Linked DNA regions of Homo sapiens: regions 1 and 2 are each linked to region 3. The links are chromatin loops, found by intact Hi-C in ENCODE. Cell type or tissue: GM12878. All regions are shown on one strand. Region 1 has its middle 400 kb from the start of MIR548AB. Region 2 has its middle 440 kb from the start of MIR548AB. Region 3 has its middle 310 kb from the start of MIR548AB.

Region 1 (2,500 bases), 92 kb after region 3:
AAATGGACTGATCAAGTTATTCTACTCTGGGCACTTATAGCCCAGTAGTTACATAGTTGTATGGTCACTTGGATTAAAGTATCTCTATTTCCTGTATTACCTAATTTGTTTGTTTTCTTTAATTAGAAATTCAAGCAAATTGAAATGATTTGGAAAAACTAATCATGTTATATATAAACTTAAAAGGTGATTTACTAAGCAGTTAAGTTAAACTTCTCAGCTAATCATTGACACATTCAACTATAAAGTGAGCTTTAACAATTGCGTTCTTCTCATCAGCGTGTTAGTAGGAGATCATTAATGTCCCATTTCCATTTGTTCTTGGCAATTTAAGCAGTTTATATATCCACAGATCATGACAGAGGGAACCTATAAAAGCCTCCTGCAGAGAATAGGTCCTATATCTATTATTCTCCGCGTGGTTTTGGGGGAAATCCCAGCTTACCACCGTATAAGCTGTGTTCTTAGATGCTAGACCCTGTCTCCCCACCCTATCATAGTCTCAAGACCACAAGTTCTAACAACAGTACATTCTTTGAATTACTAGTATTATTCTCATTTGTTCCCTCATTGTTCTGCAATTCAAGATTATTCAGCACTTCCAGTGAAAAAAAATCCATGCTAATTTATCTAGAGTTTGTTCATTATATTCCCAGTTTTTTCCTTGTATTGCATACGTTTATATGCATATTCAGAAACCTCTACAGTTTTTAAATCCTACTGCAAGTAATCATTTGTGTCTTGCATATTTATGATGTAATACTGTAGCACAGTTTCAAAAGCTTTTTAATTTATTCAATAATTCTTTCAAAGACTTTGCTGTTCTTGCTGCAATTTGTCAAAAATACATTTTGTTTTTGCAAAATAGTCTTCATACTCTATATATTTCAATATTCACATACTTCATTCTTCTGCGCTTTGTGTATTTCTATATATCTATGAATGGGTTTCTCTCTCTCTCCAGCTCTCCCTCTTTCTCCCTTTTTCTTTCACTTGCTCCTTCACTGATTGTCTACTATTAAGCTGCCAGCATTTATATCACCTACCTTGAAGGCTCCACACTTTCTTATCTACTGTCCTTCGATTCTTTCATATTATTATCTTTTTTATTGCATTTATTCGGGAAGAAAATAACTACTAATTTTACCTTGAAATATATTTTGAAATTGAAAGAAAAAAGCTAGCTCCCAAGCAAACCAAACCTCTGAAATAATGTGAGCACTCTGTCTCTGTGGTGTTCATTTGTTTCTAGACTTTATTTAGACACTCTAGCAACCACACACAATTTTACTTCAAAGATATTGGACTACCTCTCCATGGATTTACAAAACATGTGCTTTGACCAGGAGGTGACACTATAAACATTTACCAACCAATGTAGCACAGGGAGTGGAACAACACAGAGAAACTGCAGCTGAAGTCTGAAGCTGAGTTTTATGGGCTACTTACTTTGACGCCAACTAGTCCAGCTGTTACTGTGGGTGAGAGTAGGAAACAGGACCTTGGTAGTTAGGGATGAGACAAGCTGCTGCCAGGGATGGTTACTGGCAAACTTGGTCAGACTAATTTCTATATTGTAAAACAGTAAAGGCCATGCCAATGCACTCTGGCTAAAAATTAGCCATACCACAACCCCTTGCTACTTTTTTTTTTTTTTTTTTTTTTTCTGAGACAGAGTCTGGCTCTGTCACCCAGGCTGGAGTGCAGTGGCGTGATCTCGGCTCACTGCAACCTCCACCTTCCAGGTTCAAGTGATTCTCCTGCTTCAGCCTCCCGAGTAGCTGGGACTACAGGCGCGCACCTCCATGCTGGGCTAAGTTTTGTATATTTAGTAGAGACAGGGGTTCACCATGTTGGCCAGGATGGTCTCGATCTCTTGACCTTGTGATCTGCCTGCCTTGGCCTCCCAACGTGCTGGGATTACAGGTGTGAGCCGATGCGCCTGGCCACTACTTTTTATCAGTAAAAAATTCCAAAATAAATCCCTTTAGTATTGTCTACAAATTTACAACGTAAAATCCACCTGGAACTTTTGCTAATAGTTTAATTTAGGGATCAGACTTATTTCCCTGCAGATCAAAATCTCTAGAGGAGAAGTCTGGACAGTTATAAATTTCACAATCGCAACAGGCGATACTTATTACTAGGGAAGTTCAGAAAAGAGTGACTTCATGTGATCCTCACTACAGCTTTATAAATTGGACAGTACTGAAATTATGACGCCTATTTTCAAAAGAGAAATTGAAACATCAAGATTTCATAAGTTGTACAATAATAAGAACCAGGTCTTCTGTTTCTAATTACAATAGTCTTCGGATTACTAGATCAGATTATTTCCTTGGACTGAAAATCTATAAATACTAGTAGCTTTTCTCCTCAAACTTTATTTTTGTGTGTTTACTTGTTTTTTTCTCAGTGTCATATTTTTATTATAGAAGATCAACTATTTGAAAATTATTTAGTATTATTTGTATTTGTGCTCTTTTCAAAAGTAAATACA
Region 2 (2,500 bases), 130 kb after region 3:
GTTGTTTTCTTTTTTCTAACAATAAGATATTAACATCATTAAATCATTACTGACATCACACAGCTCAAACAAAATAACACCTTTTTACTTTACTTTGAAAATGGCATGTGCTGCACCCATTAACTCGTCATTTACATTAGGTATATCTCCTAACGCTCAACATGGCACACGTATACATGTGTAACAAACCTGCACGTTGTGCACATGTACCCTAGAACTTAAAGTATAATAAAAAATAAAAATAAAAAAGAGAGAGAATAAAACGAAAAGGAAAAGGCATGTTAAATTGAAACAGGGCTTGTAAAACACTATGATCTGAACTATTTTTATGAAAAATAATATGATCATACTTAAGGGCAGACATAATTCTAACTATTGATATGTATGCTTAGTAATTATGAAAGAATGGTGAGTCCAGGAAAAAATAAACTTTAAGCTTTTTTTTTTTGGAATATAGAAGACTGAGGGATGGGAAGGTTGGAGGAGCAAGAAAGTGGTACGAGGGATTTCTGAAAATTTCTGGCTGCAGTGGGTGTACTCAGCTGGGATATAGCCAACACTCACAAAAGGGACACACAAAACTTTTAGTGTAAGATCTGGAGATTCTAAACTCCTCCTCCTTTCACTGTCAATTATTCTTCCTGAAAGTGGGCCAAGAGGACATTTATCAGTGAATCCCTTCTTCCTTCTATTTGGCTTTCTTAAGTCAAATAGATGTAGGAGGCAATGACATTCGCAAGAAGAATGAGGGTATAACATAGAGTAAGAAACCATTCCAGTTAGCCTCCAACTAAGAAAGTTCCTGGGCTGCAGGACCTTCAGTGCAAAATAGGGAAATAATCAATTGCCCTAATGCAACAACATAGAAAAGATGGCCTATGGACTGAGGTGATTATGATTGTTGTGTTCCAGATCTCAGCACCTATAGATGAGCACATGTGTCAGAAGGGACAATCTGAAAACTCTTTAGCAGCATCACATTCAAATATCTTAAGAGATAAATGATTGACATGAATGAGTGCAATTCCATTAAAATATTCAGATTTGGTCAAAAAACTCTGTTAGCTCTTGTTAAAAATAGTTGGTAATTCCTGATAAAAAACTTTTACTTCATCACTGGATTAGTGAATCTAGACCCAGATATGGCAAAAAGTCCTTATAAGCAAAGTGAAGCATAATATTCACAAGTAGATGCATGTGGTTCAGATCACAGACTTTGGAGTAAGAGACTTAGAGTTTGAATGCCAGCTGCAACACATAGTACCTGAGTGGTCATGGGAAGTTCCCTAACTATCCTGTGTCACAGTGCTTTAAGTTTCAGTAGTGCCTTTTGGAATGCAATGCTGCAAGGGCTCAAAGTATTAAATATGCAAAGAATGTAGAACACTGCCTGGTTCACAGCAAGCATGAAAAAAGTGTTAGTTATTAACTTCTCCATCCTTGTCACTCATTAACTTCACAAATACCTGTCAAATCTAAGTGCTAGTTATTGTTCTTGGCATTTAAGCCAGAAAAATCAGTAATACATGCCACATACCACAAAGAGCCTTCATTCTCTCTCCCAGGGGTGTTGGTTAAATGATAAAATTCAGTCAAGTTTCCTCAGCCAATAACACTCATTACACACAGCCTGAAATGTCAACATAAAGAATAAGCTATCCATAACATATTGTGTTAAAGTGGCTAGCAATACTTTGGCAGAATATTAAGCTATTACACTGGTTTCATGGATAGTGTGAGCCCAAGCTCAGGTGTACCTCTTAGGAATTTAGGATGTATTCCCACAGGTACCCAGTTGTCAAGATCCTTGGGAGTTGCCTGAGTTGAAGGAAGCTGCCCCCAAATACATTATGCCTCATTTCTAAGACAGCCCTTTTCCAATGACCTTCCTGGCTGTTGAAAGAAGTGTACCAAAGAAGAGAAGAAATAAAAATCGGACAGAAAGTGATCTTGGGCTCTGTATAGTGGCCACAAGGCCTGAGCCAATCCTCTGTGGACTCTGAAGCTGAGATAGCCCCTTAGAGTTATTATAATTTCAGACACTGGGGTCAGGTCTTTATACACCTTTATACACTCGTGTTACCTTACTTATGGTACTTTTATCCCTTAAATCTTCACAAGACTAATGAATAATAGTAAAAAGTAAACATTAATGCCATGTTTTGTAGGGCATTTTGTGAAAAAAATGCCTTTTAACAACTTTTAACTTGTACTTTAAGTTCCTGTTATATAAGCTTGCAGGGACAAGAGCATATACAAAACTCTTAAAACATGTGCACTCATACTTTTCATAAATGGAACCAAACAACTACTACTTCCCTGGCTGATCAGTTCCAAGATGATATAATGAATTGATACTGTGTTTGTCACAGAAGAGTTGATGTGGGATGTGGGTCTTCCCTGTCTTTGCTGTGATAGCTGGCAGGTGCAGTCCTATTGTTTGATTGCTTAATGGGATTACTTTATAGTGCAAACAATCTACCTGAGACCAAAGGGAAAT
Region 3 (2,500 bases):
TGATTTCCCATTACATTCTCTCTCTGTGATTTATTCAAGCCTATCATGGTGTCATTTGCTGTGTTTTCACTCTTTTTTCTATTTTTGTTTCTTTAATGTTTGTTTATCATTATATTTTTATCTTCTATTTTTTAAAAAAATAGGCTAGTTTTCTTCTCAAATGTTTTTTGTGTTAGAATATCTTTCATGAAACTTAGAAAGCTTGGTGCTGTCTCTCTAAGAGAGAGCTTGTGGCTTCTGAGTTGAGACTAAGCGATATGTTTCTCTAATATCTTCCTCCATTTCTTGAGTCATTTCTCTGATGATTCAGCCATTGCTTGTGTTGCTTTATCTCCTTATGTGGTAATAGGTAGACAGAGTTTCTTTTTTATCTCTAGTCATATAGAATAAGAAAAGTTTGAAAGTGGAGAAAAGGAGTGAGCTGATGTCATCTGCAGATACAATTCTGGCCTTATTTGTAACCATTAGAAAATCTTTTCTGTTTCCTCTGACTGCTTCTTCTCTCCATCTTTGGTATTCCAAAGGTTTGCTTTGGCTCACAGCAAACACTTTTGTCATAGTTTGTTCCATTGCTATGTAGCTGCTTCAGGATAACATACAACACAGCTTGCTCTACTGGGTGCAATGATTACATAGTAAAGAAAAACAAACAAATAAAAAAACGTTTTACTTATATACATCTACTTTTACTTTTTACATATATTTAATCTACACAATAAGAAATTACATATTCTACTGTTTAATTACTGCTTCATATTTCCTGTCTCCACAGGTCCAAATGTCCTATGGTCATGAAGCCGTTATGGTCTATGAGTATTCTTTGTGGAAGTCTCATAACAACATTGTGAAGCCAGAGTCCTTCCTGCAGCCATGAGGCCCTCCAAGCTCTCTCCCCTGTGGCCCTTTTCATCTTGCTTTCTACTCCTCTAGCTTTTGCTCATTCTGTTTCAGCCACACTGGCCTTCTTCCTGTTTTCACACACCCACAGAATGCCTCTGACTGAGGCATTTTCTGTTCTCTCTTTTCTCAGCTGTTCATATGGCTCACTCCCCTACTCTTTCAGATCTTTATTTAAATGTGACTTTCTCAGTGAGGTCTTCCCTGCCCCCCCCCCCCATTTAAAGCTGCTATTTACCACATCCCTTTCTCACCAACACCACCACACAAACTCATTTCTCTATATTCTGGTCTTATTCTTCTTTATAGTAGTGAAGTCCTTCTAATATAGTATGTATTTTATTTTTTTAGGTATCTGATTCCACTCAGTTGAATTTATGATGTTTGGTTCATTGCTATGGTCTAAATGTGTTTCTTGCACCTAATAGACATGCAATAAATATTTTTGAATGAAAGAATAAAGATCAATAAAATAAATTTATTTATTGATGATTAAATACAGTGCTAATATTGGAAAGATGAACACACAGAGTTGACTTTTTTTTACTTCAAAGATAAACTCTTTATTTGTCTTTTTACAGGGTAACATCAATCACAATCTGATGAAATGCTGCTACCTAAAATTATCAAGATTATTAATTGAAACAGAATTTATACATTGTATCTTGAACAGAATATTATGTCCTATCCTGTCTCTTCAGGTTTCATTGTAGAAATCCATATATAAAGTGGAGATAAGACTTGTAAATCTGATTCTTGTATAAAACCTTAATTCAAATAGTAACAGTATAATAATAATAACAATCAACATTTGATTTGCATTTATTATGTAGGAACAAGGTACTGAGATTTTTACATGTATCACTATAATATATGTATAAGTATTATAAAGCTGAAGAAATTGAAACTGAAAGAAGTGAAATCACTTGTTCAAGCTCATATACCTAGCAAATAGCAAAGCCAAAATAAAAACTCCGGGAATCCTGATTACAATGTCCATACTTCTAAACACTTCAAAAATTATCTTAAAAATCAATACCAGTAAAAACAAAATATTTCCATAGTAACTAAAGTACATATAAATTCATGAAACAAAGGTAACCAATAAATTATTAGAAAGATGTTTTTCTAATGGCAGACACATTCTTCTAACAGTTGAGTGTATCTAAAAGAAGTTGACATTATTTTACTAGTATCTTATATATCTAATAAAGGTAAAAAAATGTAACTTCAATGTTTTTCACTTTGTCAATTGATAACAAACACATTCCGTAATACACCTTTTAGTCGAGTGTTATTAGATTAGTCCTGGAAAATATTTTATCAGCCACTATAAGCACCTACGTAAATTTGAAAACATATTTCTGAATTCTTGTTAAATATGTATCCAATTATTGCTAACATCTTCACAGAATAATGTATTAGTTTGCTGTTTCTATTTTCGATATCTTGATTTGAGCTAAATGTCCATAATTAGACATCAATATTCTGCCAAATGCCAGATTTTTAAAGTATATTTTAAACTAAAATAAAGAAAGCTTCTCATGATTTTCCATGTCATCAAATTATAATTCACAAAGGATGTCTACATATCCTCTATTCC

What was found. Peaks named below come from ENCODE experiments on the same cell type or tissue, not always from the same donor. Only the 100,000 strongest peaks of a DNase experiment are listed, where the experiment ranks them.
Region 1: it touches region 3 in a loop (2.9-fold over the local background); 1 of 110 quality-filtered maps calls a loop at or near these places.
Region 2: it touches region 3 in a loop (2.3-fold over the local background); 1 of 110 quality-filtered maps calls a loop at or near these places.

The regions. Positions count from the first base shown.
Region 1 is chr3:103,125,273-103,127,772 of GRCh38, reverse strand. No RefSeq gene overlaps it. Among named protein-coding and RNA genes, the nearest start is that of MIR548AB, 400 kb to the left of the region's middle. In GM12878, no CTCF peak of the experiment used is centred here; DNase peaks (open chromatin) are centred at 1,313 and 1,552.
Region 2 is chr3:103,084,546-103,087,045 of GRCh38, reverse strand. No RefSeq gene overlaps it. Among named protein-coding and RNA genes, the nearest start is that of MIR548AB, 440 kb to the left of the region's middle. In GM12878, no CTCF peak of the experiment used is centred here; a DNase peak (open chromatin) is centred at 1,375.
Region 3 is chr3:103,216,826-103,219,325 of GRCh38, reverse strand. No RefSeq gene overlaps it. Among named protein-coding and RNA genes, the nearest start is that of MIR548AB, 310 kb to the left of the region's middle. RefSeq lists an enhancer at 852-1,091. In GM12878, no CTCF peak of the experiment used is centred here; a DNase peak (open chromatin) is centred at 995.